Linked DNA regions of Homo sapiens: all the other regions are linked to region 1. A link is an interaction called in ENCODE POLR2A ChIA-PET data of the cell type or tissue named here. Cell type or tissue: GM12878. All regions are shown on one strand. Each heading gives the region's core, and the rest is flanking DNA. Links, peaks and the distances in the headings are about the cores only. Region 1 overlaps ZBTB38 (zinc finger and BTB domain containing 38). Region 2 has its middle 22 kb from the start of ZBTB38. Region 3 overlaps RASA2 (RAS p21 protein activator 2). Region 4 overlaps PXYLP1 (2-phosphoxylose phosphatase 1).

Region 1 (5,324 bases), core at 281-5,280:
TCTGGCTCGGGCTTACTGTCATCTTTCAGGGACTGACTGACAGCTGGGTCTGAAAAGGCTCTGTGGTTGCTGCTGGTCATGGCAGCAATGGCATTGCTGTGCATGATCACCGATGAAAACTGGCTGCTGTGTACAATGACCGAGGGTGCAGAGCCACTGTAGCTGATCACAGAGGCGGCATTCTCACTGCTATTACTCAAAGATAAAACAGGTACATCCCCTGCCCGGAGGTCAGAACTGACAGCATTTTCAGTGGAAGAAACTGACACCTCAGTTGAATAAAAGTTATTGTCAAGATCCATTTTCAATGCCTCCTCTCCCCATTTGGTACCCTCTGCATTTTGTACATTGGCAGAAGTGGGTATGTCCTGACATGCAGATGTTTCCAATGGGATGGCTGGACTGTTGGTCAGGGTGTTTACAGTATCTTGGAAATTCAGCGTTGGTAATTCAGAGCTGTGTGGATTCTGAACAACATAGGTACCAGGTGCAGACTCATTCATTTGACTGTTTTCTCGTGCATTTTCATAGGAAGAATTTCGGTAGCTCTTATAAGGGGCTCTCTTGCATTTCATAGGCAGTAGCCTATAAAGTTTATACGGATAGACACTAGGCTTCAAGCCTCCATTTGCTGTTTTTTTACTGATGGAAAGTCTATGATCGATGGCATGGAAAGACTTCTGATGATTTTTGAGTATATAGTAGGTCATGAAAGTTTCAAGACAGAAAATGCACTGATATCGTCTTTCTCCCGTATGCCAAATTTCATGCCTTGTCCTGTACTCAGCCAATGCAAATACTTTGTTGCAGTAATGGCAAGGATATGTTCTTCTCCAGGAGTGAACATTTGCATGTCTTCGGAGGCTAGATAAGGTCACATAACTACGTTTGCACACAACGCAACTGTAGAGCATTTGCCCATTAACAAATTTAACCATGTGGTCCGTGTCTGGCAAAGTACTTCCGGTACTGGAAAATTCACCAATCCTATTTTCAGATAATAAAGGTTCTGGACCTGTGAATGAACCTCCATTTTGTCCAATGGTAGGATAGTTTTCTAAAAAGCGTTGGTTTCCTCCAGGAATGGGCATGTGGCTTGACCTCATGCAGATCTGTTCATGCCGATCCAACCTGTTCAGGGTGGTGAATTGTTTGTTGCAATACTTGCACACTAAAGGCTCCTGGGTTGGCTTGTGAAGCTGCATGTGGGCACTGAGCAGAGTGCTGCTGTCAAAGGCTTTGGAACAGCAGCTACAATTGTACACCAGAGGTGGAACCTCTGCGGCTGGCGGCCCGGGAACATCAGAAGATTGATTTTCATCTTCCCTGGAAAAATGGACATCTCCTTCATTGTTTGGAGATTTTGAACGAGTGAGAACAGCAGCTGGTTGTGGACTTCTTTCTTGATTAACCTCTAAGTTGGATACTGGAGGGGGTGGTATATTTTCTGTGGCTGAATCCGAATCCTGTGGTATGGAGAATGTCTTTGGCTTCCGGCATGTTTTCGGTTTCGCTGCAAGGGCTTCACAATTTTCTTTCCCTGTGTTACCAGGTGAACTGCCATCATGTTCACGTACAGGCTGACTTCTGTAAGCTTCAGCTACGGAAGAAACAGCGTATGAGTGCTCGGCAAGTGTGCGGACAGGCTCTGCCTCGTGGCAGACGTCCGTCCTCTCCAGGCAAAGGCTAGCTGTTCTCATGGAGTCGGAGACCTTTTTGAAACTTGCCCTCAAGTCCAGCGGGGAAAACATGTTATTACTATTTTCTGTTTCGATGATGGAAAATGCATTTGTGATCCTTGGCCCATTAGTGATGGCTGGTTCTTCATGCCTTTTTTCATTTTTTTCTTCTTTAACCACTCCCTTTTCAGTAATACAGAATACATAGGGACCCGGGGAATTTGAGAAGTTGCGATCAGTAAGGTCTTCCAAGAACGATATTCCCAGCTTTTTTCCTGCAGCTGCGAGATCAGTGACTGTTTCCTGTCTCTTGACAACGACTGTGGAACTGTAGATATAATTAAGTATTTCAGTAAACACTTCAGCTTTGAGATCGTCCAGCTCCAGGACGTGGCTGGAAATACAGATTGTATGGCTCCAAAAGATATTTTTAAAATACAGGCTTGAAGCTGCCAGAACATTGCTATGGGCTTTAAATTTGGTATCTTCCACAATGATAGTGACATCGCATAAAATGCCCCGAATGCGCTGCTCATTTAAGATGGAGAGTACCGTGTCACTGTGAAAGTCGTCCTTGAGGTCCCTGGAAAGGGACATGACTGTCATCTGAAACAAGAGGAGAGAAATGGTCAGATAATCTTCCACAGGTGGCTTCTTTATCTCTAGACTATTTTCCACTTCTGTGAAAAACTGTTCTTTTGTATGAAACTTCAGGTTTTTATCTCATTCTGTTGATGCTCCCGAGACTCAAGAGTCAACATTAGAAGCTAAATCTTTTTCTTGCCCCAGCCTGTTTCTCATACCATTGCTAATAGTTGTTATCATTGGAAATCCTCCCAGAACTCCTTCCCCTTTTCTCCAAAGTTGGAGCTATATATACATGTCCAAATTTGGGAGGGGAGGAGGTTTTTTTTTTTTTTCTGAAATGTTAAGGGTCTCATCATCATTCAAGGCTGCTGCTTTGAACTACTAGAGCTGGGCAATGCCATGGTCCTGCCAGAAGCTTCCTGCCTATTTTCAAAGAGAAATCTGATGATCCAGTCACAACCATGAAGCAGGAAAATGATTTTTTTTTTTTTGAGACAAAGTCTCGCTCTGTTGCCCAGGCTGGAGTGCAGTGGTGTGGTCTCCGCTCACTGCAACCTCCACTTCCCCGGCTCAAGCGATTCTCTCACCTCAGCTTCCTGAATAGCTGGGACCACAGGTGAGAGCCACCACGCCCGGCTAATTTTTGTATTGTTGGTAGAGACAGGGTTTCGCTATGTTGCCCAGGCTATTTTTTTAAATGAATTTTCCTTAAGTGGTACCTATATGCAAAGCTATTGCCCACTCAGAGAAGAAGCAAGAACTGAAGGAGCCCTTCCTAATTTGTGGCTCATAAGGGTCAATCTCTAGAGTTGCAGGGTGTGTAACCAAGTCTGACCACCAGGGGCACCCCCGCCTCTCTGCGCTATTGGCCCTATGGTGACTCATCAGGTTCCTTTTCTAGTTTCCCCTTTAGTAGAGACAAAGTAGACTAGGGTTTTCAAAAAGAACTGTCAGGTACTGAAGGCAACTAAAAAGGAGACAAAATGTAAAACCAGGAAAGGACATTTCTAAGTCCTTTGACAAGAACGGACAAGAATGAATCTAGTCATAGATTCCTGAATTAGCACAACTTCAAGGCACAGTGGCTCTTGTTCTGGTCTGAGGATCCCATCTCCATTCTTCTCTGTATTTTCTATATTCTCTATATAAGTCCTATTCCATGAGTCTGGTGTGCTAAAGCTTACTAACTGATATTATAGTGAGGGGCAGTGAAAAGTAGCAGCTTTCATACTTCCCACAGTAAGAGATACACAGTACATAGTGACCTAAGACACAAATGAAATTAACACTCACCCTTACTAGGTGTGATGCATTCTGTTCTGCTCTAGTATTTTTCTTTTCTTTCTTTTTCTTTTCTTTTTTTTTTTTTTTTTTGAGATTGAGTCTCGCTCTGTCACCAGGCTGGAGTGCAATGGCATGATCTCAGCTCACTGCAACTTCCGGCTCCAGGGTTCAAGCGACTCTCCTGCCTCAGCCTCCCGAGTAGCTGGGACTACAGGTGCATGCCACCACGCCCAGCTAATTTTTGTATTTTTAGTAGAGACGGGGTTTCACCATGTTGGCCAGGATGGTCTCGATCTCTTGACCTCGTGATCTGCCCGCCTCAGCCTCCCAAAGTGCTGGGATTACAGGTGTGAGCCACTGCACCCAGCCTTTTCTTTTAAAGAATGCTTACAGCAACTCACTAATTTCACTACCCAGTAATAGATCACCACATGCAGTTAAAAGTAAAGCAAAACAAACAAACAAAACACACACACAAAAAAACCCTCTGGTCTACAGAACATACTAACCAGAGATTCATCCAGTCTCTCTGTGCTATTCTGTATTAAGAGACGTCTCCAGAAAGCCTTACAGTTTGATGATACTTCTTTAACTCTCAGTGGCAATGTTTTCCTAGCAGTAAAGTATAACATTTAGCTCATGGCATTTATTTAGTTGGATGGACCAGATGGCCACACAAAGAACCTCTCTACCTTTTTGTAAAGCTGCTATTATAAGCTGTGACTATTATGTTATTTAGTGTCCTTTATACAAGGATCCATTTGATAAATTCTTTTATTGTATCCAGTCATAGGAAAAAAGTACCTTTCTACTAACAAATTCTTCAATTCAGATAATGAGAACACTATATTCACCATGTTTCTGTTTTAATTCTCAAGACAAAGAAGCTCAGAACTAACTTTTATCATCAATTGTTGTAGCTATTCTTGGCCTGGGTTTCTGGTGTGCCTATTGTTTCATTTTCTTTATTTAACATTAGTTCTTCTGCTCTTGTTTACCCTGCCTTTAACTGTAATCTTCCATGAATCTTTTCTAGAAGTATGGGGGATTATTTCTACAAATAAAACTAGAATGAAATGAAATGGAATCTTATGACTTCCTCTTTGCCCCTGAAGGGAGAAAGGGTGACCCCGGAGTGAAGGAGTCTGTCCTTCACTGGGTCACAGATCAATAGCATACTTTGCTGATGTTTCTTTTGCCTTCTTTCAAGTCTCTCGGCTCTGGGCCCCTGTAGGATCTCCTTTCTCCCCTGACTCATATATTTTTATCATGTTTGGCTTCTTGGAAGCCCACATGTTATTTTAATTCTTTATCAGCCTGACTAGATAGCTTCAGATCTGACAAAACACATGCTATATGATTCAAAAAGGTGGCTTAGGTCTATGCTGACATCATCTATTTTGTCTTTCCAGTTCAAAACTACTGCTTCTTCCAAAACATTCTGCTTCACAGCATCCTGAACCTCCCTTTAGGCTCTGCTTCCATTTGCGGAATACGGCATTTCAAATCAGGCTAATGAACACTCTAGGGTGTCCTGACTCAGATTTATAATATACAAAGCCCCAACCACTTCTGTGGGGTTCTGATTCTTCTCTCAGATTGTTCAACTAGGATGGTTAGCAAAAGGCCAACTCTTAACATGGAATAATATTGTAGTCATACTTAACAGAACAACATATACAATAAATATCATTATATATGTCATTAAAATATTGTCATAACTTTGCAAAATCCAAGCATGACATTTTTCAGCGGGGATATCTACCTTTGTGT
Region 2 (5,324 bases), core at 207-5,206, 95 kb after region 1:
ATGAATTAATATATAATGTACTAATTGCAGTGTTTTATAACTATTTGCTGCTTCTATTACTTGCATTATAATTACTTGGTAGGGACTCAGCTATTTAGCTAGGGAATTCCTAAATGTCAGGATATCAGGAGTTTCATTTTTGGGGCCACCTCATTTTTAGAGAGAAGAGCAAGTCTGTCAGATTTTTAGTGGAGTGAGGGAGAAAAGGTAGAGGAGGGCCTGTCTGGCTGCCAAGTGGGGTGAAAGGCTAAGTGCTCCTTTGGGGTATTTCATGAATCATGGTGATTTCAGCCCCATCACTCTCTCAGCTGATGTTTATGAGTTGCCTAGTCTCTTAGATTTTGCATTGCAAAGATTTCCTCCTCAGTTCTAGCCTCCCCCACCCTTACTCTTGTAATATAGGTTTGGCTTCCTTTATCTTTCTTCTACCTCCACTTCTCCATCCACTGTTTACCCTCCAGAAATTCTGTAAAATTGCTTCTCTGCCGGGAGTCCCTTTACCATTACTATGGTGATTATCACTTTTTAAATGCCATTACTATCATTTTAGTGGGGTCTTGGTGAGGATAAATCAAGTGTGCTTATCTGCCATCTTGAATCAGATACTCATTGGCTCTTGACAGATACAGTGCCAGGTTCCATGTTTGAAATCCTAGCTCGTTTATGTGCTTTACTTACACTTGTACAGTCCTTTAAGCTTGAGTAAGACGAGAAAAGGAGGGAAGAAAGGAAATGGTAGCCACATTGACTTGCTTTAGTTGAGGGCCCTTTGACGATATTCTACTAATGCATTCCCCTCCTGGAAGGATCTAAATTTGCAGTCAGCAGGAGAGAGGATTTTAGGCTAAGGTTCAGGAAAGACACTGCAAGTAATGATAAAAATAAATCACTTAAAGAGGAAGATATAATTACTTCCAAGTTCCAAAGCTATTATGAGCATTTCTTTTACTGTAACTACTACTGGATAATTCCTCCATGGCACTATTGCTGGAAATCAGCATGTATATTAGCTCAAGAATAGATGTGGGCTATTTCTACAAAATACAGTAGCAGTTCCATTATGAATAACAATTATTCACGGGCTTATGATTTATCATTTCCATTACATTTACCATATGACCATATATAGTAAAATTAGGCCACTCCTTTGAAGCTCAAGATGGTGGAATTCACAAGCATTTATGATATTTAAGCATTTTAAAATGTTATGGGCAAATACAAATAACTTCAATAGATTAAGAACTACCCTTCAAACAAATAATTACAAATAATAATAGATTGGCAACCACAACTGTAATTAAATAATCTACTAATGGGTAATCTATGTTAAAGGAAAATGTGTTTTAACCATGACATATGTATCAGTCAGGGTCTAATCAGAACAAGAGAAACCATTACATGTATTTATAACAGAAGGAATATAATATAGAGACTTGGTTACACAGGTGACAGAGAATCTGAGAAGCTAAGAATAGTGACAGCAGGAAGTCACTCCCAATCCTGGACTGAAGGAACCATTGGAGGAGATGGTGTTACCAATGTCCAGGGACTAGGGTCACTGAGAACAGCCACAACCATGGCAGCCTTTCTGGCAGGAACTGGAGCCAGGCCTCTGCTACTGTCAGACGCACCATCCACATCTGAGAGGCTTAGGGAGAGAAACCCTGGTCTTTTCCTTCCTCCTGCCTTCCAGTGTTTCTCATTGGCTGAGCCCAGCCGGAGCCTAGGTGACCTGGCAGCCAGAGAAATCTGTTTGCAAAAGTGGGCACTGGTAAGACAAAGAGCAGAGTAGGTGAAGGGTGAGGAAGGAGTCTGAAACCAAACAGGCCCGTGTATAATGTATTTTACACAGCGTGGTCCTTCCTTAGGTTAAACATATGCTAAGAGACTATATATTATAGAAATATATGTGTACATGCCTCTATGGCTCTATATATACTCAGATCAAATTATGTCTTGTCCAGTCAAGTCAAGACTGTCTTAATGAATTCAGATCAGGTTCAAATGAGCCATAAACTATTGCTCCTCTGGCCACAAATTATACTTTTAATTTTTTAAACCAAGAAGCACATCACCCCACCACCTTTGAAAGTAGAGACAATTTCTCTACTCACATTTTGTCTGTAACCCTAACACTAGGAGCATAGAGTCTAAGATGCACAACTACAATTCCCATGACTGCAGAAATGCCATGCAGCCCACGCATATGTAACTCATCAACTGTGTGGCGTTTGAAACAGTGACAACTAACTTGAATATGCTTTGGTAATTTTCATGAGAATATAAAAGCAGTGCATTCTGAAACCTAGGCTTCACAACTGATGAGGAACAGTTCTTTGGTTCTTCCTTTATAAAAGCTAGTGGCGGAAGTGCTGAACCAGCTGTTTCCCTCAGTAATTTCCACCAGGCAGATGGCAGAATAAAACATTCGTAGTAGACAGTGCTTTCTTTCAGAGACTGAAATGTACAGGTACGTGAAGAAAGCTTGAGGTTTGGCCTTCTTCATGTGTGAGCATTGCACCACACACACACACACACACACACACACACACACAAAACAAAACAAAAAACCTCGGAGAGTTTGAGAGGCAGCAGGGGTGCCTTCAGCCTGTGTTTTCTAGAAAGTCTGATGGCTGGCAATGTGGAGTGGACCAGGCTGAGCCCAGCTGGGCACTGGCTCATTTCCTATTTACCCCTCGTCTGAGCGTCTCACTGTAGCACTCCCTTTATTCAGTAAAACTTTACACCAAGAGGAAGTAAAAATATGGAGCTGCCAACCGCGCTGCCCTTTTCATCCTGACCTTTGTTGCAACAGAGTAATAGCTTGGATGAATGAAAGGGAACTGTATGATTAATTCTAAATAATTATAACAAAAATGGGTAGAAGGGAGGAAAGGAGAAAGGGTGGGATAAATTAAAGGAGGAGTGGCTCACGAGGAAATTTCTCCAGCCAATGGGAAGCGTTTATTTCAATGCTGCTAAGCCCTTCCTCACTCCAGCGTCAAGGTTATTCACAGAGAAAATCCCCTAATAACAGGTTATCAGCTCTGGCTAATCACCAGGAGTGTTAAAATAGCTAGAGGACCAGGCCTGTTTAATCAGACTGTCTGGGGTGACACCTGGGTATCAGTATTTTTTAAAGGTACCCTGTGATTTCAACGTGCAGCCAGGGTGGAGACTCTCTGAGGTGAGCCCCACCTTGGATATATCATGGCCAAAGGTTAAACAACAGGAGCTTCAGAGAGAGGTGATTGCTTTAACTGGTAAGAAATCACAGCCACTATTTAGAGCAGTGGAGCCCAGTAGGTATTATTCCAGGAAATTTCTTCAGCCTCTGTAAGCCAGAAACTGCCCCCGAAGCCCTGCCGGGAACAGACATTGCCTTCCACTCATACCCTTCTGAGCAGACATTCTCAGTGGGGGTGGCCTTGTCCCCCGGGAGGTCTTTGGGAAATCCATGGGGGTGTCTTCAGTTGTCACAATGATTTGGTGGGTGAGGGCCTGGGGGAAAACTAAGCTGTTAGAATGGGCAAGGGAGGGATGGGAAGGAAACTAGCATTGGAACCTATCGTAGGTTAAGCACTACCAGCCTCCCACCTCCCACCCCAAGACACACCCACACACACACCCATGCACCACAACCATAAGCAGCCTTTCTGAGCTCAGGGAGAAGTAATATGCCAACACAGGGAAGCTAAGAGATGGAACCCAGGAAAGAGATGGGAGAATACTGTCCTTGCATAGTAAGGCCAGGATAATTAGTTTACATAAAATAGGGTCAAAGTTGAATTAGCAGAAGCACTATGAATCTCACATGCAAATAGATGGGTTGAGAAAAGAAAAGTCTAGGAGAGAATGAGCTGCAGGCCGAGCAGAAGCCCTCATTTCTTCATGCCCCCATGTATACACCACCATGGGCCAGAGCTCACCTGTTCCCAGCATGTAGTCCAACATCAGCTGTCCAGGCCCTTGCAGCCATAGCCAAGGGTAGCCCTGTGGTTGCTCCTCCATATCTGTGTCACAGGACTGACCTTTACCAACCCTCCCAAAGCCATTAAAAAAAAAAAAAGTTCTGCCATCTGGGAACACTGTGCCTCCCTTTCCCACAGAAACCACTAGAGCTTCTTCCTAAGCCATACATCTATCTGGAGTGGGTGCCCCATTTTTCCAACTTATCCCAACACAAAGTCTTCTCCAGCTTCTTTTGCAAAAGTTCTTGGTAGTTCGTGTGAGAGAGGTTGATGACTCTTAGCAATATACAGTTAAGCTTAGATCTCTAGATGACAAGAAGTGTCTGGAAATACCATAGGCCTGCCTCCCCTCTCAGGAAGATGAGAATTTCCTTAATTTCTTCCCTAGGATTAACAGCAGGACTTCTTGCAATAGCAGCTGTGATAGACAGAATAATGGACCCCCAAAGATGTCCAGGTCCTAATTCCAAGATCATGTGAATATGTTACCTTCCATGGCAAGAGAGGCTTTGCAGATGTGATTAAGATTATGGACCTTGAGGTGGGGAAATTATCCTGCAAGATCTGAATAAGCATAATATAATCTTGAGTCCTTAAAAGCAGAGGACCTTTCCCAATTGTAGTTAGTGAGAGAGAGACATGACTATGAAGAAAGGTCAGAGAAATGCACAATGCTGGCTTTGAAGATGGAAGAGCTGGGTGCAGTGGCTCAAGCCTGTAATCTCAGCACTTTTGGAGGCCAAGGCAGGAGGATCACTTGAGCCCAGGAGTTTGAGATCAGCCTGGGAAACACAGTGAGACCCCACATCTACAAAAAATAAAAACAAAAAATTAGCCAGGTGTGGTGGCATGTGCCTGTGGTCCCAGTTATTCAGGAGGCTGAGGCAAGAGGATCATTTCAGCCTTGGAGGTTGAGGCTGTAGTGAGTTGTGATTGTTCCACTGCACTCCAATCTGGGTGACAGAGCAAGACCATGTCTCAAAATAAATAAATAAATAGAAGAAGAAGATGGAGGAAGGAAGCCATGAGCCAAGGAATCAGGACCGTCTCTAGAAGCTGGGAAGGGTAGGGAAAGGGATTCTCCCCTAAGCCTCCAGAAGGAAACACAGAGCTGTAGACACTTTGATTTTAGCCCAGTGGGACCCATGATGGACTTCTGACCTATGGAACTGTAAGATAACTGTGTGTGTTAAGCCACCAAGTTTTCGGTGACTTACTACAGCAGCAACAGAAAACAGCAGCCAACTAAAACATAGCCAAAGTGGACCACAGTTGGAGGTCTCCTGTCCTGCTGTTACTAGAATACAAAGTACACCTGGGTTCCTAAGGTAACCAGGAGACATGGAATCGATT
Region 3 (5,324 bases), core at 234-5,233, 130 kb before region 1:
CTTGACTGCTTTTTAGAATGTCATACATATGCATATAAGGGTGATACATAATGAATAAAGAAAAAAACACTTCTGCTCTGGTGTTTTAACTTGTGACACGTGAACCATTACACTAAGAAGCAGATTAGTAACAAATGAAATTTCCTGAGTTAAAGAAAAACATCCTTCATTAATTGTTGTCCTTAAGGTAGGTGAATACTGTTTGATAGCTTAACTGCCTTTTGTTATTTGTTAAGTACTTCTTTTCAGCCTACTATACAGTAAGGCTGATCAATACAAAAAAATTCAGACTACAAAATCAATCTGTCAAACTAAGGTCCAATTTCAACAACATGTAATTAACATTTAATAAAATATAACTCTTACTGTGTATCCTTCAAGTCTAATTCAGCCACAGCAGTGGCAAAAGGAACAAGTTTATCATGGTGCAGCAGCAGTCGTACAAGGGGCAAAACAGCATCATTTTTATCTCGACATATTTCACTCAAAATGTAAGCAGCTGAGGCAGATATTGGCTAAATACAGAAAGGTAGAAAACAAGCACAAACATCAAGGAAACATGATTAACTGTTCAATCACTAGCCTGTAAAAGTAACTGAAATAATGTCACTAAAGCTGTTATACAGGACATTTAATTTTCGAAATTTTTTATCAGAGATGATTGTGGGAGCACATGTAGGAATCATAGTACTCTGGTTCAGATAAATAGAAATGTGTGTGTGTATATATATGTATGTATATAATTTTTACTGTTTTAATAAGACTTGATACTCTTGAAATCTTTTCCTTATCATTTATAGAATTATTTTAGCCGTTTCGTGTTAAATCATATCCTTAAGATTCTTAACATACTTGAACATCTGGTGATTTTAGCAGCAAAGTTTTCAAAGGACCATAGTACTCTGAAGGAAGCACGTAGTCTTCTGTATAACATATATTTAATCGAAGAGACCCCAGGTCATCAGTTTTGGATGACTTGTTTCCATTGTCTCTTGGCTGTAGCAAGTACCTAAAGTAAAAATATAAGTGATTCCATGTGATGGAAATGCATTCAAGCCAATGAGGCAAGTTAAGAGTTAAGTTATAAAAAAACTAAACCAAAAAAGTCAACTTAGTATTTACAGTTAGGAAGCTTCATAAGTAGCAGGATACTCATCTTCAGAAAACTAATATTGGTTATACATTGGATTACAAAGCTATAAACACATTTTTATCCAGGAAACAAAAAGCATAGATATTACAGAAATTAAGATCTCAAAGGAGTTGAACAAGAGTTTGATTAGCTTGCAGGTTTAGAAAAAATGATAATAAAAGGTAAACATTTAAAATCCAATGTATTATCAAAAATAAATTTTTACCAACTAAATTTAAGAAAGAGGCATTTAGCTGAAAATTAAGACAGTCCGGGTGCAGTGGCTCATGACTGTAATCTCAGCACTTTGGGAGGCTGACGCAGGCAGATCACTTGAGGTCAGGAGTTCGAGACCAGCCTGGCCACCATGGTGAAACCCTGTCTTTACTAAAAATACAAAAATCAGTCCGGCATGGTGGCAGGTGCCTGTAATCCAGCTGCTTGGGAGGCTGAGGCAGGAGAATCACTTGAACTCAGGAGGCGGAGTTGCAGTGAGCTGAGATCCCGCCACTGTACTCCAGTCTGGGCTTGCCTGGATGACAGAGCAAGACTTCGTCTCAAAAAAAAAAAAGTAGATAAGACATATCAGAATGCGTAAGTAACCTTGTTTTAAAGTAAATTCTTTTTCCAAAAATTTGAACTTAAGAGAAATTTGCAGGACCAAAACCAGAAATCTAAGAGTTTAAAAAAAAAAAAAAAAAGCTTTTTATCATGGGAATTTAAAAACACAAACAAAAGAGAATATTGAACGCTCATGTACCCATTATCTAGCTTAAACAATTATCAACTGAAGACTAATCTTGTTCGCAGTCACAGAAAGAAAAAAATTATGTCCTTTGCACTAACATGGATGCTGCTGGAGGCCACTACCCTATGCGAATTAATGCAGAAACAGAAAACCAAATACCCTATGTTCTCACTTGTAAGTGGGAGCTGAACACTGGGTATGCACAAACACAAAGATGGTAACAATAGACACTGGGGGTTCCAAAAGTGGGGAGGGAGATAGGGGGGTAGGGATTGAAAAAACCATCCGGTACTTTGTTCGCTACTTGGGTGAAGGGATAATAAGCCTAAACCTCAGCATTACACAATATACCCATGTAACAAACCTGTACCTATACCCCTGAATCTAAAATTAAAAAACAAAACAAAACAAAATTGGATGAAGGCTGATAAAAATTGTAAAGTACCATTGACAATCAAGTATTCATATTTCCTTTTTGGGGGGATACTCAGCAATATGCTTGCCTAAATTTGAAATTTATGATTTGTTGTTAGTGTAAATACCTATTTTTTTCTAGACTATATCAGGATTAGAGAAAGGCAATTTTTACTCTTAAAGTAGCCTAAGTTGGCAAAAACAATTGAACTCAACTAATTTGGTCATTAAAACTTCAGAATTGCTGGGCTTTAGCCAAAATATATCTTTCTAGGACTGGAAAAAAAAAAGTTTGCTACTCATTCAAGATATCACAAGAGTTCCAGGAGTTAAAAAATTGTTCAAACTCTTAAAAATTTATTTATCTAAAATAATATGCCCATTACAAATACTTCATCCCCTTTATTCCATTAGAGCAAAATATCTAAAAACATCCAGGAAAAAAACTTAACTGTATTCTTATTCTTCAATAATTCATTATTTTAAAAAGGCGTTTTCTTGTGCTGTATATAAAATAGTGAATCTTTGCTTTACTTAACTATAACCAGAAACCAAACTGCAGAAAAACTGTATTATATATGTCTTTTATTAGTATATTCTAAAACAAAATTATTTTAAGTTACTATGTGCAGCCAGATGATCAATACTAACACTGATAACATCCTTATTTGGACACTGAAAATAGCATAATTTTAAATTATGCTGCAGAAACTATCACAATTAGAATATATTAAAGGAATTTATTTATAAATATTTATCTGCATATTTTTTTTCCTGTGGCTTATCATCATATTGCCCACAAAATTTATTTTCAGAAATAACTCCAAATTAAATTTACAAATTTGGATTTGCTATTAACAAACGCTGTAGGGTAGATAAAAGCAACTGAATGGAGATTCTTTTTGTAGTGAAGCTCAAACTTCAAGAACTAAGAAAGAATCTGTGTGGAGTGCCACTTACTATTTTCATCACTCTTTGAACCAGAATCTTCTTTATTTAATATTAAAAAATCCTTACTACACATAGACAAATAGATAACGATGCATACATATATAAACAATGTCATCAAATCAATGCTTTTGTTTTTTTAAGGAACGTTTTCTTTATTTTCTCTTTTAACTTTGTTTTTCTCTTATCTTTTTTCCTATCTTCAAAACACTACCATTCTGCACCTCCGCTTCTCTTAGGAACCTGTTAACTACCTACTATGGACCCTTCTCTATTTTCTTCATGCTTATATAATTTTATATAGATTTTTAAAAATGTGTGCATATATACACATTTATAAATGAGTTCTGAGCCTATTAGTCAGTTTACAAAAATGTTATCATATTCTACTCTCCTGTATCTTGTTTTTTTTACCTGAAAGCACTTCCTAGTTAACTCTTTGAAACTACTTTTCATAGATCCAGTTTGTTCTTTTTAACGGGTACATAATATTCATGCAATGAATGGACTCGAGTTCTTTAAGAGAGGTATTTATGAATATAATGAAAAATAATTGTACTGTCTTGTGAAGTGAAAATGCTATACAGCTTAATAGGCCATAAGTAACTTAAAAATAATTGTGTTCAGAAAGCAATAAACAGCAAACATTAAAATTTTGAATTTAATTTCAACCCTCCTTACTAAGAGACTGGGGAAAATTATTTATTTGCTTTTTGGGTCTGGGAAATTCTCTCTCTCAGTCCTCTGTTACCCAAGTCCTGCTAAAATGCTTTTGTGGATTTTCTTTGCCATTCTTCTCCCAGAATAATCTGCACTGATATTTCTTTTATTATTTGCAGAAAATCCTCAACCTCTGTTTATACAATTGTTCAACATTTGTACTAGGCACGGCAAATTTATAGCACTGGTTACTTATACTGAGGAAGAGTTTGTCTTTCCATTTTCATCTTGTTACTGCTCTATTCTGTTCCTCTCTTACTCACTGCCTCTATGGTATACACTTGCTACAGTAAAGGGAGGGATTTTCTCCTTTGGTATCATGTCACAATTATGACACGAATTGCATTTTCTTATATTTTGTGAATACATGTAAAATACATTAAGAATGCATTTTAATGTTTTAAAAATACATTTAAAAAGTTTTAAAATACATTAAAATGCATTTTAAATGTTGTCAATATTTCCCCTATACTGTTTGAGAAATAAATTACATATTTTATCTAAGAATGTAGAATGTTTGGAATTATTATTATTATTATTATTTGAGACAGAGTCTCACTCTGTCACCCAGGCTGGAGTGCAATGGCATGCTCTCGGCTCACTGAACCTCTGCCTCCCGGGTTCAAGCGATTCTCCCGCCTCAGCCTCCCGAGTAGCTGGGACTACAGGCGCGGGCCACCACACCGGGCTAATTTTTGTATTTTTAGTAGAGACAGGGTTTCACTATGTTGGCCAGGCTGGTCTTGAACTCCTGACCTCAGGTGATCTACCCGCCTCAGCCTCCCAAAGTGCTGGGATTACAGGTGTAAGCCACCATGCCTGGCCTGGAATTATTTATTTATACTCATAGTTTTCAAGTTTTATAAATCCTGTGCTAAGGCCTTTCTAAAGTTTAAAATTACAAAGCCCAGTAGTAAAGTAATTCCCTAAAAATACTAAAACAGATTCACAGGTGCAATATTTTTAAGCAGTTTGAGTTTTTTTAAGCATTGCTGTTTGAACCCACGATTTTATTTTCAGTAGATAGGTCAGAATAGGGCACATGGGCTTAGTAGTAGACATTCCATGGATATTGACTAGAGAGTGAGTGAATGAATGCTTTGGTTTTGAAGCCTTGGGTCACTTTTTGAAAGCAATTAGAAGTTTCTAACTAACATGAGAAAAAAGCTGCCATCTTCTCTATTCTCTATCTAAAGGCAATGCCAAACAAAATTTAAAAATACATACACTGATTTTTTTTTAATAAAAGACTGATCTTGTTTCAGCCATACCTTCACTCACTCTCCCATCCTGTTCCTGCATTATTATTTTAAAGCAATTTCCAGGTATAATTTCATATATAATTTTAAAAAGTCATCACTA
Region 4 (5,324 bases), core at 215-5,214, 200 kb after region 1:
TAAGGCCAGGCCCCATGGCACAGCAGTGTTGGACGGGTGAATGGCCACACCATCTCGCACGACTCTGGCACAGTCGACTTGCTGTTCCCCCTTTTCATAACTCAATGTCTGTGCCCATTCCACTCTCTTGGCCCAGATGTCTTCTTGACCTGGTTAACTCCTGCTTATCCTTAAACTCAGCTTAAGCACCACCTTCCCCTGGAAGCCTTCCCTGACCCCAAGGCTGGGTGACATCTTCCAATACTGGGCAACCACAGCCCTCAGAGCCTACCCCTCCCACTCTACTCATCAACACGACAGACTCATGTCAGCTTCCTTGCCCACCTTCCCCAGGGCTGGGTGGAGAGACAGCAGAGCAAGCAGCAGGTGCTCAACAGGTGTGTAGGGGAAGGGAGGGAGGGTGGGAAAAAGGAAGGGTGAGCACCAGGAAGAATGCTGCGGACGGAATAGCCCCATCACAGAAACCTACGACAAACTAAACAAGAATAAAGCACTACAGCCCAGTATATCAATATACCACTCATCAATTATTACTGAGGAAAACTAGCAGGAAGTAGTGGGAAAACACTTTTTAATGAATTAGAGGGGAATCAGGTTACTCTTTGTTGTGTCCTCTCCTCCCCTCCAGATGTGGGTTGGGGTGGGGGCTGGAGAGGAAGAGAAGCTTTGGAAGGTTGAGTGGGCAGGGGCACTTGAAAACAGGGAGCTCTCATAGGTTCCTCTGGCCTTGGGGGACTAAAGACCACTTCCTCTGGGGTAACCTCCAACTGCTGATGTGAATCAACTAGGACACATTCCCACAAAGCTGTTAAGAACATGTCCTGTGTCAAGACAGGGGGATAATGAGGGCCTCCCACTGTCCTACTGAGTCATCTGGCCCAGTTCCCAAAGGTAGGAACAGAAGCAGGGATTCAGAACAGATGATCTCCTGGGGATGAAGACGACTTTTGGCTGGAGCCTTCTTAGCACAGCATTTCCTTCTAAAGAAAACACCCCCACTAGCCCCTCAATATCCACTCATTCTTTCTTGTTAAGAGAATCCTGATTTTTGGGGGGAGGAGGGGGCAGACAGTGTAGCAGAGACTGCCAGCTAATTGTGATACCCATCTCCTTTCCCTCCTGGGCATGTGGCTGGACCACATTTCCTCCCCTTGGAAGGTATGCTCACACGACTGAGCCCTGGCCAGTGGAATGTCAGGGCCAGTAGTTCAGCACCTCTGAGCCTGGCCCACAAAATCCTCCCACACACCATCCTCCATGTTCCTTCCTCTTCAGCTGAGTGAGGCAAAGGAGCATGGCAGCCTTGAGAGCCTGAGTCCCTGAATATCCTCTTGGAGGAAAGCCCCAAGCAGAAACAGCCATTTTGGACTGTGTGTGAGCAAAAAGTGAATGCCTACCATATTTGAACCATTAAACATACTTTGTTTAAGCAGTGAGCCTTCCTCAGTGTGCCCCACTACACACTCACATGGCCCGTTTAACTGGGGGCAACCCATGTGATACAGTTCTGGCCATGAAATGTCAGGGGACATCTGGTTTGCTGGTGTTTTTTGCCATCATGAAGGAAAGGCCAAGAGAGTAACACAAGTGTCAGTACAGACAGATGTCAGCTGCTGAAACCAACACCAGCAATCACCTATCTTCACGCATTTTGTTACATAAGATAAACAAACCCCTATTTACTTAAGCCACTAAGCCAGGGCTTTCTGCTACTTTCAGCCAGACACATTCATAACTGATATGCTTTGCAACCACTCATCATTCATTCACCCAACTTTTATTGAGGCCTGTTTCATGCCAGTCCTTGTGCTAAAGGCCAAAGCTTTACAGATGAGCTGGGTATGGTCCCTGCTTTCTAGGGGCTCCCTATCAAGCTGGAAGAGAGGCCCATGAGCAGACAATCAGAATACACAGGGAATGGATGCTGTGGTGGCACATGATGATGTCCCAGGAGAGTGTGAGCATTGGGCAGTGGGCTGGCACTGAGGTGAGGCATTCCCAACTCCCCTTCGGGCATTTGGCACACAGAGTAAATAAACACTTCTCAAGCTAAAAAGCAAGTAAAAAGAACTCGGGATCCTCAGCCAAGCCAACTGCAATTACTTAGTGTAAGTAGAGTCGTTAAACACCATCAATTAATGCAGCTGTTTCAAGATAATCAGCAGTCATTAGAGCAAGATGCACAAGAGAAAAAAAATCATATGCTGCTAACTTAGCAATGCTAGAAATTATGTGAACCGAGGATGAGACAGGCTTGCTTAGATCTTCCTGCCTGCTGACGTTAGCCACCTCCCAAAATATACTTTCTTTCTCAAAGAAGACAGTGATTTTTCACTTTGAAGACAGAGCCAAAAAAAATCAACCATCCATGCCATGACCTTCGACCATAAATGCCCAAGCTTTGATTTTTCAGGTCTGTGTTTCCATTAGGGACTGCAACGGAGACAGACACACTGGCGACAAAAGAGGTTCCAGTCTGGGAAATCAAGAGATGATCATGACCAGAGAAGTCAGAGCACCTGGGGAGCCATTTGTAAAACAGAGAAAGGGTTTTCCCCCTTTTACCTTAATTCTCCCTACATACAAAAGGTTGGCATTATTTGCTGTTTCTTTGTTTTACAAGTGTGGGGCAAGGTTTTTTTTTTTTTTTTAAGACAAAACTTCATTTAAAATTTCCAGGACATAGGTCTACCCTTGAACAACACGGATTTGAACTGAGCAGGTCGACTTACACGTAGGTTCTCTTCCGCCTCTGCCACCCCTGAGACAGCAAGACCAACCCCTCCTCTTCCTCCTTCTCAGCCTACTCAATGTGAAGACAATGAGGATAAAACCTTTATGATGATCCACTTCCACTTAACGAATAGGAAATGTTTTCTCTTCCTTATGATTTTCTTAATAACATTTTCATTTCTCTAGCTTATTGTGAGAATACAGCATATAATACATACAACATACAAAATATGTGTTAACTGACTGCATTATCAGTAAGGCTTCTGGCTAACAGTAGGCTATGTATAGTTACAATATTGGGGATTTAAAAGTTATACTTGGATTTTCAACTGTGGGGGGCCATGGTGGGGGGAATCAGTGCTCCTAACCCCTGAGTTGTTCAAGGGTCAACCATAGTTTAAAGTAAATAAAAATAAGCTGGTTGCCACTAAGATAACTGATGACTGGTTTTCCAGTCTGACTGCTGACTTATCGGTATGAAGTATTCCAGTGTATGTTGAGTACAAGCTGGGCTAATCACGCTCAAACGAGGCAGAGAAGCACTCGAGTTCCTGAAGCAGCAATCACAGAAGGATTTTCTGGTCGACAGCCCATTGCTGGAGGCCGTGCCAGCTCCGTGATGGCAGGTGCTAGTCGGGCAGGCTGCCATGCTGGAGCCTCTCTGTAGGACGCACAGAGCAAGCAAAGCGAGGTCTGAGGAGGAAGGTCCTCTCTTTCCAGCACCAGTTAGGAAACCCATGCCCGTCAACATAGTTTCTTTGGGTCAAGAAGTTTCTAGCTACGGCAGACACAGGAAATGCAGTGTTCTGGCTTCCTGCCTCTGGCTAGTCCCCTACCTGCTCTCAGGAGCAGCTGTGCCATTTCTTGCTCAGAGAACTGGGTCTCTGATAGTACCAAAGGTTTCTGGGGCTGCTGAAGAGCCAGTCCAGTCCAAAATAGTAGCCAGGGCAGCATTCTGTCAACCAGGACCAAAAATAGTGTTGGCAAAACCAGGTGACTAAACAGATCTAGGATCTCTTATCATGCTTCCCACTAACAACCTGTGGCCAAGAGTGACAGTTAAAACAACCAGCATGTGTCAGACACAGATGAGTCAAAATGAGTGCCTGTTTCAAAGAGCTGGCAAGGTCACCACCCCATGGTCAGCCCCTTCACAGCCTCTCATGGCTGTAAGTGAGCAAGTGCCTGGAAATCGATCTGCACCGCCATTCATGTCCTTCACCACAAACTGAAATATAATGTCCTCTGTTCCATGAGGACAGAGACTATTATCCTGTATCCATCATCTCAGTGCAGTCAGTTGGCGCCTAAAAGGTAATTTTAAGAAACAAATGAATAGGAATAGCAGCTAACATTTTTAAAGCATGTACCATGTGGTAGGTGCTTTTCTAAGCCCTCATCATGTATTATTATATTTCAGTTTCACAACAGTACCATGAAGTAGGTATTATTATCACCACCCAAATTTTACAAATAAGGAAACTGGCACAGAGAAGTAACTTGTTCAAGGGTACATTGCTAGTAATGGTAGAGCCAGGGTTTAAAGTCAGTTTGGCCTCTGAATGTACACACTCAATCACTGCACTGTGCTGAATACACAACCAACTCAGGTACTCTAGTATTAGGAAGTCATCAACAGAGAACCTCTGACATCTACAAACCTTGAGAAGTCCTTTCAGGTTTCTGGGTGCTACATACAGAGTTTTTGTTTGTTTGTTTGACTTGCAGAAAGTTTTAGAGAAAACCAATGCCTATTTTTATCCCTAAGAATAGGACCACCTACAATTTTCAAAAAACTATGTAACCACATTTGGTTATCAAGCAACGTGGGCAGGGATATCCAGGTTTACATAGTATTTCTCTGCTTATGAGATCTGAATTCTAGAGGAAGCCTTTTAACCATCCCAAGGTCCCATCTCCCCATCTCTAAGCAGATCGCAGGCTTATTGAATCAAATGAGATATGGACAAAGTTGCTTTTTTATATAGTAAGGTACTGTATAAACATAATGCATGATCCTAATAATTAATATAACTTGCATAAAATATTATATACTTATTAATCTATACTTGCCAAATTTTCTATACTTTCAAGATAGTTCATATTTATATCTATGTTTTAAGATTTAAGCTTAATAGTTTATTTCTGTAAGTCCCTCCATTATTATTTCTGAGCTTCCAAAAATTTGTTCTACAACTTTACTAACTTTACGGTAATCCAACTGCCACTTTCATTTTAGAAGCATAAAGCCTTAACAAGACAGTAAATGTTTAATTCTAACTAGATTCTCCTATGTCTGCAGAGAACAAACAGCAAGTAAGAGCTTCATTTTATTTTACGGTTAAAAGCTCAAAATGATACTGCTGGATCTCTGAAGGCCTGAAGGTTGGTGTTAGATCCAAGAATGAGGTAAGCTTAGGAAAGCAAGCTGTGGTTTTGTTGGTTGAAAAGACACATGTCTCTGAATAACTGAGGGGTGGGACAAATAGTATTCAAAATGATTTGTAACTTTAATGTAAATGATGGCTGTAACCACAAACAGAAGTGGAGGAGGAAAGGGGAGAGAGTGGGGGCATCAAAACCAGGTGCAA

What was found. ChIA-PET counts read pairs that join two places held together with the same protein. Peaks named below come from ENCODE experiments on the same cell type or tissue, not always from the same donor. Only the 100,000 strongest peaks of a DNase experiment are listed, where the experiment ranks them.
Region 2: POLR2A ChIA-PET joins it to region 1 with 6 read pairs; 6 of 35 experiments call an interaction of 5 or more read pairs at or near these places.
Region 3: POLR2A ChIA-PET joins it to region 1 with 6 read pairs; 7 of 35 experiments call an interaction of 5 or more read pairs at or near these places.
Region 4: POLR2A ChIA-PET joins it to region 1 with 5 read pairs; 7 of 35 experiments call an interaction of 5 or more read pairs at or near these places.

What each region holds. Positions count from the first base shown.
Region 1 is chr3:141,439,350-141,444,673 of GRCh38, reverse strand. It overlaps ZBTB38 (zinc finger and BTB domain containing 38), which reads right to left. Exons shown (of 6, transcript NM_001376113.1): 6 at 1-2,285. The coding sequence starts at 2,285. Among named protein-coding and RNA genes, the nearest start is that of RASA2, 45 kb to the left of the region's middle. In GM12878, for the core only: a CTCF peak has its summit at 3,110; a DNase peak (open chromatin) is centred at 3,083; H3K4me3 peaks cover 572 bases; H3K27ac peaks cover 2,233 bases.
Region 2 is chr3:141,344,014-141,349,337 of GRCh38, reverse strand. It overlaps a transcript of ZBTB38 not described here. Among named protein-coding and RNA genes, the nearest start is that of ZBTB38, 22 kb to the left of the region's middle. In GM12878, for the core only: no CTCF peak of the experiment used is centred there; no DNase peak of the experiment used is centred there.
Region 3 is chr3:141,566,597-141,571,920 of GRCh38, reverse strand. It overlaps RASA2 (RAS p21 protein activator 2), which reads right to left. Exons shown (of 24, transcript NM_006506.5): 10 at 853-1,009; 11 at 367-515. Among named protein-coding and RNA genes, the nearest start is that of RASA2-IT1, 44 kb to the right of the region's middle. In GM12878, for the core only: no CTCF peak of the experiment used is centred there; no DNase peak of the experiment used is centred there.
Region 4 is chr3:141,236,393-141,241,716 of GRCh38, reverse strand. All of the region lies in intron 1 of PXYLP1 (2-phosphoxylose phosphatase 1), which reads right to left. Among named protein-coding and RNA genes, the nearest start is that of PXYLP1, 7.2 kb to the right of the region's middle. In GM12878, for the core only: no CTCF peak of the experiment used is centred there; no DNase peak of the experiment used is centred there; H3K27me3 peaks cover 47 bases.